Regions from separate parts of the Homo sapiens genome. Here region 1 is linked to region 2. Evidence: chromatin loops called from intact Hi-C (ENCODE). Cell type or tissue: IMR-90. All regions are shown on one strand. Each heading gives the region's core, and the rest is flanking DNA. Links, peaks and the distances in the headings are about the cores only.

Region 1 (5,377 bases), core at 62-5,061, 140 kb after region 2:
AGGCCCTGTGGACAGGCAATACTTAGGTCCTGGACCTGTGGCCCGCGGGCCATATTCTACACAGGAATATGGCCCAGACTTTTAAAAAATGTGAATCCTTTCTAACATTTAAACTCTAGGAGTTTTCACATAAAAAGATTTTAGGGCCTCTCTTGAGAAAACAGAAGGTCCCACATTCCCATACAAGTCCATCCCACGTTGATGGAGAGTTGCCGTTTTCACAAGATTACACATGCTATTTGGTTACCCTCACCTCCTGGCTTGTCTATTATATTAATTTATCTGCCTGGCCTCATCAGGCATTAGAGTTTGCAGATCTGGGGGCAGTGGTTCTCAAGGTGTGGTCCTGGGATCAGTGGAATCAGCATCACCTGGGAGCTTGTTAGAAATGCACATTCTCAGGCCCTTCCCAGGCCTACTGATTCAGAACAGTTGACGGTAGGGTCCAGGGACCTGTGTTTTAGCCAGCCCCCAAGGTGACTCTGACGCTCATTAAGTTTGAGAATCCTTACCCCATGGTAAGGGATGAGCACTGGAAAATGAAGGGAACTGCTTCTAATGTCATCTTTGCCACTTAATTCAGTGGGAAAATTTAGAAAAGCCACTTTGCTTTCTTATTGTCTCTGTAAAGTGGTAAGAGTGGGCTAATAGCATGGTGTGACTCTATAATTCTCCAGGTCTGTGGACTAAGAATTAGTATTTATAAAGTGCTGACCATGTGCCAGGACCGGGGTAAGCACTTTACCTGGATTATGTCATTTAACACTAACCATGGCTCCCTTTGAGGACTGATTTTATGGATGGAGAAATTGAGGCTCAGGGGCGTGAGCTGCCACACCAAAGGCCCTGCCTTTGAGTGCCCTGGATTTATGTAACTGAGAGCTGGTGAGCCCCAACTCCCTGATATTCTATTTCCTGTGACCTGCCCATGCACAGAGGTGTCTGAAAGGTGATGACGGCAGTGTGGCCGGCACCTCAGAACAAAGCTGGCAGGTCCTTCAAGGCAGGCAGAGGCATGTTCTACCAAACAGGAAGGATTATCAAAAATAGAACGTGGCAGCCGTGGCCTTCTCCAGCCCCAGTTGCAAGGAGCCAGCCGTGACTCTGGAGAGATGCTGAAGGAGGCAGGAGATTTGGAAAGGGAGGGAGGGAGAGCAGCCAGGCCTGTGCAGTGAATACCAGGGAGGCTTTGAAACTCCCCCGTCCTCAGTGGAATCCCAGCCATCCCTTATGGAGTGACCTTGGGAGAGCATTTTAATACCTCTGTGCCTTGGTTTCCTCATCTGAGAAATGGGGACAATCCCCACTTCACAATGATTGGGAGCAAACAGGTTAATGAAAAGCATCTGGGATGCTGTAAACAGCTGAACATGTGGTGGCTCTCACCAGTGCTAGGAACCTTGCTTGCCCTTTCTGGAGAGCTCTAGAAGCACCTTGTGCTGTTGTCTGTGATGATCGGAAAGCTGAACGGTTTCTGACCATGGGAACAGCCTTCCTCCTCCATCTGCCTTGTGGGCTCCAGTTGCTCAGAATGCTTCATTTTCCAGACATCTTGTTTCCTTGCCCTGTCTCTTGTCTGCTACATGTTCTAACTTCTTTCTCCCTTCAGAAATCCTCTCTGGGGTCTATCCAACCTGAGAATGGCTGGCAAATACCTCTAGGAGGATTTAAATCCTGACTACAACTTCAGAGGTGTCTTCTTAGCATGACCAGGACAAAAGAGCATTCACAGGGACCCTCAATTCTCAGATTAGGGAACCGACTGTGGTTTCATTTTCTTTCTCTTGGCCCCAGAAGAATCCTCTGACATGGTTAAAAAGGTGTGGGTTAAAAGCAGACAGGCTGGTTGTGCTGCAGCTGTATGAGCTTGGGAAAGTCATGCAACCTCTCCAGGACTGTGTTATCATTCATACAACGGGTCAATAATACCATACTAACGCCTTAGCAGGCATATACCGAGTGGTAGTTCTCTTCTCTCCTCTAGTTAGAAGACATATATAATTTTGGGCAGAGAGCTCAAGGGGAGAGACTGGAACAAATTTGAACTCTTTGGGTCTCAGAGTGAAAAATCAGTGAGAATAAACTCAACAGAAATGCTAACAAGTGTTATTAATTGAGCTGTTACTTCGTGCCTGGCACAGTGCCAAACACTTTGTATGTGTTGTCTCATGCAATCTTCCCAGGCGTTCTTTTTTAATTAGGGAGATAGTATTGTGCTCATTTCGAAGGTGAGAAAATCAGGGCTCAGAGAAGTGAAGTCTGTTGCCCAGAGCTCACAGCTACTAACTGGCTGAGCTGCATCTGCAGTGGCCTCTTCACACGGGTACTAGGAAGGAGTAGAACGGAGGCTGGATGTGCTCCTCCCGCTTAAAAATCATTCTTTCAGCCTGCAGAACACTTGCCTCTGGTTCTCTCGGCCCCCAAGGCTTTTCTTCAGCAGCCAGCACCTCTGGCTTTTGCTTATTGTTTGGATTCGCCCACGGCCTCCGTCCTTTGTGCAGCCTGATTTTTCTTGACTCGTCCTTATTTGCATAAGAGTCTCCCAGAATATTGATGTGGCTCTTTTCCAGAAAAGCGAGCATCCCCCACACTGCTGGCTCCAGGAAGCCACATGAGCAGGCCAGGCAGGCTCCAGCCCTGGTGCAACACCCCGGTGCCATCCCCTCCTCCCTGCTTCCTTGCATCCATTCACAGACCATCAGCTGAGCAAAGCTCCTCAGAGCCAAAGCTGTGTTTACCCAGGAAGCCCCAGTTCACTCTGGCAGGCCATCTCAGCACAGCAAATATGAGGAAGGAGTGATCTAACAGTCTCCCTGCCCTTGACAGAGGAGGGGCCTCAAGCTCCCAGTCACTTGAAGAGAAGGCCAAGCCTCCAGCCCTGTAGGATTATTCTGGACTGCCACAGTGAAGAAAGCAGTGTTCCAGCCCCCCACATCCAGCCCAGCCAGGGGTATCCGGAGGCAGGCATCTGAGGGAAGTGGTGTGTTTGCTCTCTAACTGGGCGACTGAGGGGGACGAGTCACAGGAAGTCCAAGAAGGCTCTTCCAGGAGCTACCTTTATGTTTCTTCATGTGTGTTCTTAGCTGGTTTTCATATTGGGAGGAAAGGGCAGGAGTGTTTTGGAAATTGATCTTTACCCCAGCTCCTGTGTTGGGCATTAGGTGGGCAGAATTCCAGCAAAACACTGCAAAGAACTGGGGGATCTGGCATAGTCACTCATCCATTCATTCATTCATTCATTCATTCACTTTTTCATTCCACCAGTCTACTGAGGACTCATTGTGTATCAGCCACTGTTTCAAGGAATAAGATAGGCCAGTTCCTAGTCTCCTGGAGCTACGTTCTAATGGGGTGGGGACAGACAATAAACAAACCTAATAGAAAAATAATTTCACACAGCGATAGGCAATCTGAAAGTCACACAGTAGGATCCTGTCATTGAGAGTGACGTGGGGCTGAGGGAGACTACTTGAAACTGGGTGGGCAGTGACATGGAAAGGGCCTTTAGGCTGGACCTGAATATCGAGATGGAGCCAGCTATGCAAAGATCTGGGGAGACAGTGTTCCAGGCAGAGGGAAGAGCGTGGGCAAGGCCCTGAGTCAGGATGGAGTTTTGCCATATGGGAGGAATGGAATGAAGGCCAGGGGGTTTGGAGAGGAGCGCTGAGTATACCCATGCTGGAGTGAGTTTACAATGTATCTGGAACTGTTCTCAATGCCTAACCTGCAACATACGTTTATCTTTACACAACACTATGACTCCCTGTTACCATTTTGGAAACTTAAGTTCAAAGAGATTGTGCAAACTTCCAAGGTCACACACTTAATCAGTGATAGAGCTGTGATATGAACTCAAGCAGTCTGATAGGGGAAGCTGTACTCTTAACCTGTACATTATACAGTCACTGCAAACTCACTTGAATGTATTAACAAAATGTTCCAAGATTGTGAAGAGGAGATGGGTCTTGGAATAGGACAGAACATTTTCCAAGGGGAATGAGGAGGGACCTGGCATTTGTTGATGGTGCCTAGGCTGAGTGCCAGGCACTGGGCTGCATGCTTTCTCATCCATTATTCTGATCCCAACCCTCCAAGGTAGACTTCATTAGCCCTGTTTTACAGATGGTGAAAGCACAGGCTCAGAGAGGTGAAGCTTCCTGCCCAGGGCCACGCAACTAATATCAGATTGACCGAGTGAGGGTTCAGGGCATCTGCCCTGGCATCTGGGCCTTTCTGACCCTCCACATTAAGCTGATGCTTTTTTGTCTCATTATTTCTTATTCCTCTCCCTCCAAAAATGAAAATGAATATCCCCAAAAATGTAAAAATCTTAACAGTAAGTGCAAACCTGCTTTAGGGTGAAGGGAATGGCGGGCTGTCAGCATGCATGTATTGTTCTTCAAATTACCTGTTACCTAGAGGGGAGGAGCAGGACCAGATCCTTCACTGTCATGGTGCCTGCTGGGTGAGCATGAGCATACATAAATACATACAGCATAAATACCTACAGCATACATGGTGCCTGCTGGGTGAGCATGAGCATACAGGCATTCCATAAATAAAAAGTAAATGTCACACCGTGCAGTGCCGCTGCGTTCTGCAAAGCTTCACCCAGGGGTCCTTGCAATTGCCAGAAGCAGGGTCAGGATTTGTCATTCTTATTCCTCTCAGGCCTTTCCTCTGGGGCTGATCCTACCTTCAGGAGACCCAGAGAGCTCATCTTGTAAGGCACCGAGAGAAGAGCCAGGCCACCATTCGGTACACACCCTCTTCACTTCTAAGCTTAAATTCTAGGTGTGAAAATTTCATCCAACCTCTTCTCTTCATTCATTCACTTGACAAATAGTTATTTGTCTGCTGTGACCTAGGCTCTGAAGATACTGTGGGGAACAGTGCAGATGAAGGCCCTGCTCTCACAGAGCTTATATTTTAGTAGAGGGATTCAGAACGTTTTTTAAAAAAAGGTAAACAAATACACATAAGTGTTATGAAAAAGATAAAACACAGTAATGACAGAAAGAGATGGGTAGGGGGAGAATGATTATTTGCACCTTTCTCTGTTTTTTCATACCCATTCATCCATCCCTCCCTTTCTCTGTCCACTCATTCATTCATCCATCCCCTACATCTCTCTCTCTCTCTATCTGTATATCTGACTATCATCTACCTACACACACATAGAAACACATATACATTTATAGATTTTCATAGATCTCTCTTTATCCCTCCCTCCTTCCCTTCTCTCCTTTCTTATTCCTTCCTTCCACAATTAATTTTTTTTTTTTTTTTTAGAGACAGGGTCTTGCTCTGTTCCCCAGGCTGGAGTGCAGTGGTGTGATTATGGCTCACTGCAGTCTGGAACTTATGGACTAAGCGA
Region 2 (5,377 bases), core at 273-5,272:
TGGGGTCTTCCTATGTTGCCCAGGCTGGTCTTGAACTCCTGGGCTCAAGTTATCCTACTGCCTCCACCTCCCAAAGTGCTGCAATTATAGGAGTGAGCTACCATGCTCAGCCCCAACAATATCTTCAGTCCAAATTTCTCATAAAGTGTCATTAAAGCTGTGGCCTATGATTCTATCTACAATTTTAAGCAAAGCAGAATCAAAATTTTTGTCATCTATAATTTTCTGTTTCCATAGAACTGACACTTCCATTGCAATTAAGAACACTTCTTTTAAGTGTTATCTTTCATTATTCTCCTTCCAAGAGAATATAACCCTAGATTTATATTCTCTAAACCACCAGTGTTCCCTAAATCCTCACTCTTCCTATTGCAATATTATCCACTTGTCACGGACTGTCTCAAATGCCACCTCCTCCATTCATTCAGCCAAGATTTACTGACTCACTGCTATGAACCAGGTACTGTATCAGGCACTTGAATATTAGTTCAGCTCTCATGGAGCTTAATCTTTAGTGGGATGAATGGACATTAATTACGTTTATTGGAATTTAATTAAAAACTGAGATTTGGCTCTGAGAGAAGGGATATACTCTTATTAGATCCTATAAAGTCTTCTATGAACCTTCTGACCAGAGCTCATGAGAGGGCTTCTGAAGCATTCAATTTGTTTTGTGACTCTGTAAATTGGGACTCTTTGGTTTCAAGCAACAGAATCCTACTCTGGTAAATTTAAGTAAAAACAAATGTATTTAGAAGAAAGGGAATAATCCATAGAATCAGAGGAAATGCTGAGGAACTAGTTATCGGAGAGGAGAGACTCAGAATCTTGGAGGGAGAGGGGACTCAGCATGTGCCCCTGGGCAGCCTCCTTGGGGCACTTCTGGGATGAAAGCGGAGCCTGAGAGACTACATATTTCTTTTTTCTTTTTCTTTTTTCTTTTCTTTCTTTCTTTTTTTTTTTTTTTTTTTTTTTTTTTTTGAGATGGAGTCTAGCTCTGTTGCCCAGGCTGGAGTGCAGTTGTGTGACCTTGGCTCACTGCAATTTCTGCCTCCCTGGTTTAAGCTTCTGCCTGGCTTAAGCTATTCTCCTGCCTCAGCCTCCTGAGTCGCTGGGATTACAGGTGCCTGCCACCATGCCCAGATAGTTTTGGGTTTTTTTTTTTTTTTTTTTTTTTTTTTTTTTTTTTAGTAGACTTGGGGTTTCACCATATTGGCCAGGCTGGTCTGACACTCCTGACCTCAAGTGATCCACCTGCCTTAGCCTCCCAAAGTGCTGAGATTACAGGCGTAGGCCACCATGCCCAGCCAAGACTGCACATTTCATGTAGTGCTTAAGAGCACAGTCTCTGCAGTCGGGCTGGATTTACCACTTACTAGCTGTGTACACATGACAAGTCCCTTTGTTTCCTCATCAGCAAAACGGGGAAATAATAGTGTCTACCTCCCTTAGTCACTAGGAGAATTTACTGAGATGATTCATGCACGACACTTGCAACAGTGCCTAGCACATTGTAAGCACTCAAAATACTGTGTATTAGTACCGTTGGCAGTTATCATTATGAACGTTCCCTCAAGATTCAGATTTCAGGAGGCCATCCTAATTGGGGCCAGGTGTCCAGCCCTTCTCCAGGGGAAGGCAGGGAGCCTATGACAGCTTCTCAGGATTATAGCCCATGACAGTATGACTCCCCCACGTACAGTCAGGGTGCTGTGCCAGAAGGAGTGGGTGTAGCTCTTGGGCTGACAGAATAAGAGATGTCCTCTACCTCTTCTGACCTTTGTCTTATTCTAATTTCTGCCATTGTTCATTGGTTTTGCTTTTTTTTTTTTTTTCCTGTAATCACCTCTGTCAGTTTTTAAGTACCTAATGGGCAGAACCACATCTTATCTCTGTACCTTGATAAGGAGAGTATCTTCACATTAAAGATGTCCAACATCTATTTGTTAGATTTAAAATGATATCCTGGTGTGTATGATTCATATTGCAGCTCAAGCAGCATCTGAGTCGGGGCAGCTTGACACATGTTTGGATTTTTTTTTTTTCCTCAAGGTTTTCTGTTTTCAAGGGAAATATGGAGACAAAGCTGCGAAGGGCTTCAGAACCTTCCAGAAATTTCCCTGAAACAGCAATGTCAAGAGACATACCCTTCTCTGCAAAAGTTTTAATTTCTTTCTTTCTTTTTTTGAGATGCAGTCTCACTCTGTTACCCAGGCTGGAGTGCAGTGGCACCATCTCAGCTCACTGCAACCTCCATTTCCTGGGTTCAAGTGATTCTCCTGCCTCAGCCTCCCAAAGAGCTGGGATTACAGGCGCATGTCACCATGCCCAACTAATTTTAGTATTTCTAGTAGAGACAGGTTTTCGCCACGTTGGCCATGCTGGTAAATGAAAGCAATGTGCAGAAGGATGCAAGTGGAAGGTTGTTCATTTTGTACTGTCTGTACCAGAGAAGAATGTTCAGTAGTACAGGTATGGCTGAATAGAAAAATACATCCATGATAAGGAGTACTATAAAACAGTTAAAAATAACTAAGTTGGTCCCTAAATGTGATAATACAGAAAGTGCTCCAAGAAATATTAGTGAGTGAAAAAAAATCAAGGTTCAGAGTAATATATACATCATGGTCCCCTTGTATAAAATGGAAACAAAGCCAAAATAACTATATGTTTTATACTGATAAACACATAAGTAAAATTGTATAAAAGGGTCTTGGAAGTTTATAGTGACAGTAATAGACTTAAATGAAATGCAAAGTTAAAATAACACTAGATATTTCATATGGCACATTTTTATATGTATGTGTATATATAAAATATATAGAACATACTAGAATATACAGAATAAAATAACTGGTTGCCTCTGGGTAGGAAGGGTTAGAAAAGGGACTAGAATTGTGAATGATGTTCTCAGGAAATCTTAACCTAATCTTTAATATTTTAATTTTTTACAAGGAGAATGTCTTCATGAACTATTTATTTAATGAAACATTGTATGCATATATGAAAGAAAAGAAACTAAAAAATGAGGAATTCTACACTACTCTGAACTGTCTTTATTCCAGAATGCCGGGACATTCTGCTTCCTGTCATCACCAAAGAGCTGAAGGAGCTGCTGGAGCAGAAGGATGACATGCAACACCAGGTCCTGGAGAGGAAGTACTGCGTTGAATTGCTCAACAGCATCTTGGAAGTCCTTAGCTACCAGGATGCGGTGAGTCCTCCTGATGATGTAGATATCCTGGACTCAGACTAGGGCTAAGTTGATTACATTGTGAAATATTGATACTGATGGATAGCAGCTGGAGTCTAAAGATAAAAGTCAACGGCTTGCTCAGCAGGCCTACTTTTCCTGTGACTAACCCCCATTGCTGTGAAGGATGGCTAGGGGACTGGAGTTAATCATGTTAGCATTTTGTCTCTGTGTGTCTTGTTGGCCAGGCTTTCTCAGAATGTGGGTATAGACATTATTGCAGCCTTTTAAGATGGCTTGTCCACGTACTCACGCCCTAGTTTGCAGGGGTGGGAGGAGGAGTTTCCTATGCCTAGACAGCAAGAAAACTCTCGTGTCTGCTTTCTTAGCTGATTTACTTCGGTTTTGTTTCTTCAGTTACCTTCTGAAATGACAAAAATGATTAAGCCTCTTCCTGGATGAGCAGATTGCTGGGGCTCAGATTCCAGAGATAGGGTGTGGAGTAGGATGGTGGTAGGGAGATGCCTGTGGCCGTGAAGTTACTGTGTATTTTGTAGACGTCATTCAGAGATTAGCTGGGGACGGAAACCAAAGGAAAGTCTCAGTGGGAGTAAGTGGAGGGCTTCCAAAGGGCTGAATCTGCAGAAGATAAGCCAGATGGGGTGGTGAAGACTGAGAGGTAGTGATTAGACCCAGGCCTGGAATTCTTAAGCATTGGAAGATGGAAGGAGGGTGCTGGATCTGACCCAGGTTCCTCTGGCAGCTCCTCTTTGTCCTTGAGTAATGTCCAGGAGGTATTCAGTCCTTAGATGGGACTGGCTTCAGAGGACTACATAGACCCAAACAACCAATACATTTTTTTCTAAGCATTTGTGTGAGCATTGCCCCTTTCTCTCTCCTCCCTAGAACATCCTCAGAGAAGAGCTTTCTGAATGAACTGTGTCTATTATTGACTGTAATTCGAAAACTCTGCAGAGCAATGTTCCTTTACTGGTCAGATCCATAGTCAACCATTATGATCAATTTCCTTGCATACTGTCTTCTCCTGTCTCTTCCTTTCTACACTTACCATCCCAATTAAGCCGCTTCTTGTCTTATTACTACATATGCATAGCTTGCTTCATTCATTCATGCAGAAATATTAATACATATGACATACCCGGTGTGCGCTAGGCACTGGGAACAAGAAAACCTATCCCCAATATATAACGACTAAAATCTAGATGCATATTTGGGGTACAAGAGCTACAAAGTGTGTGTGTGTGTGTGTGTGTGTGTGTGTGTGTGTGTGTGTGTGTGTGCGCGCGCGCGTGCGCGTAAGCATTTTTGTCAAGGAAGCCTACACAAAGGAGGTGAAGCTTCAGCTAGTGTTCAGTGGTGAATAATTAATGATCATATCTCTATTTGTTGGTTTCTAGGCACTGTGCTAAATGCAATCTGCGCATTCTCTCTGCTCACCCTGATCCTAGATACTAAGGCTTATTATTCCCATTTTAGAGATGAAAAACCTGAAATTCATAGACTTCATTAGCATTCAAGGCCAAATAAATAGAGCAAATAAATGTCAGGGTCAAAATTCAAACACAGGTCAGTCTGATTCAGACTCTGTGTAATCACAGGCATAGGGGATACAAAGGCATGGTCTTTTTCTTTCTACTCCTACCTCATTTAATGGAAAGACAGTATAATAACCAAAAGCTTAGATATTCTAGATTCATTCAGATGATGATGTTAGGGTGATGATGTTTCTATAAGGACATTCAGTAGCCAGCTGTTGAGCTGGTTCCAGTCTTAGCTATTTGATCTTTTTAAAAATTGTTTTTTTAAAGGGAGATTTCAGTCTTACTCATAGTGTAGAAACATGAGGGTTTGTCTATTATTTCTGTGGTAACATCCTATATAATGTTGCCTCAGCCAGGGAGGTTGATCATGCCTGTGATCCCAGCATTTTGGGTAGCCCAGGGAGGAGGATTACTTGAGGCCAGGAGTTTGAGACCAGCCTGGGCAACATTGCAAGACCTCTGTCTCTACAAAAAAAAAAAAAAAAAGGAAAGAAAAGAAAAGAAATTTGCCGGGTGTGGTGGCATGTACCTATAGTCCTAGCTGCTTGAGAGGCTGAGGTGAGGGGATTCCTTGAGCCCAGGAGTTCAAGGTTTCCATGAGCTATGATCTTGCCACTGCACT

Evidence for each region. A loop is a pair of places that touch in the nucleus more often than their neighbours do. Peaks named below come from ENCODE experiments on the same cell type or tissue, not always from the same donor. Only the 100,000 strongest peaks of a DNase experiment are listed, where the experiment ranks them.
Region 1: it touches region 2 in a loop (2.0-fold over the local background); 2 of 110 quality-filtered maps call a loop at or near these places.

The regions. Positions count from the first base shown.
Region 1 is chr5:169,943,341-169,948,717 of GRCh38, forward strand. All of the region lies in intron 27 of DOCK2 (dedicator of cytokinesis 2), which reads left to right. All of the region lies in intron 1 of INSYN2B (inhibitory synaptic factor family member 2B), which reads right to left. Among named protein-coding and RNA genes, the nearest start is that of INSYN2B, 34 kb to the right of the region's middle. RefSeq lists a silencer at 2,525-2,819. In IMR-90, for the core only: no CTCF peak of the experiment used is centred there; a DNase peak (open chromatin) is centred at 2,701; H3K4me3 peaks cover 279 bases; H3K27ac peaks cover 1,952 bases.
Region 2 is chr5:169,799,993-169,805,369 of GRCh38, forward strand. DOCK2 (dedicator of cytokinesis 2) reads left to right here. Exons shown (of 52, transcript NM_004946.3): 26 at 3,066-3,214. Among named protein-coding and RNA genes, the nearest start is that of DOCK2, 170 kb to the left of the region's middle. RefSeq lists an enhancer at 5,329-5,377. In IMR-90, for the core only: no CTCF peak of the experiment used is centred there; DNase peaks (open chromatin) are centred at 1,449, 3,299, 3,719 and 5,049; H3K4me3 peaks cover 332 bases; H3K27ac peaks cover 2,539 bases.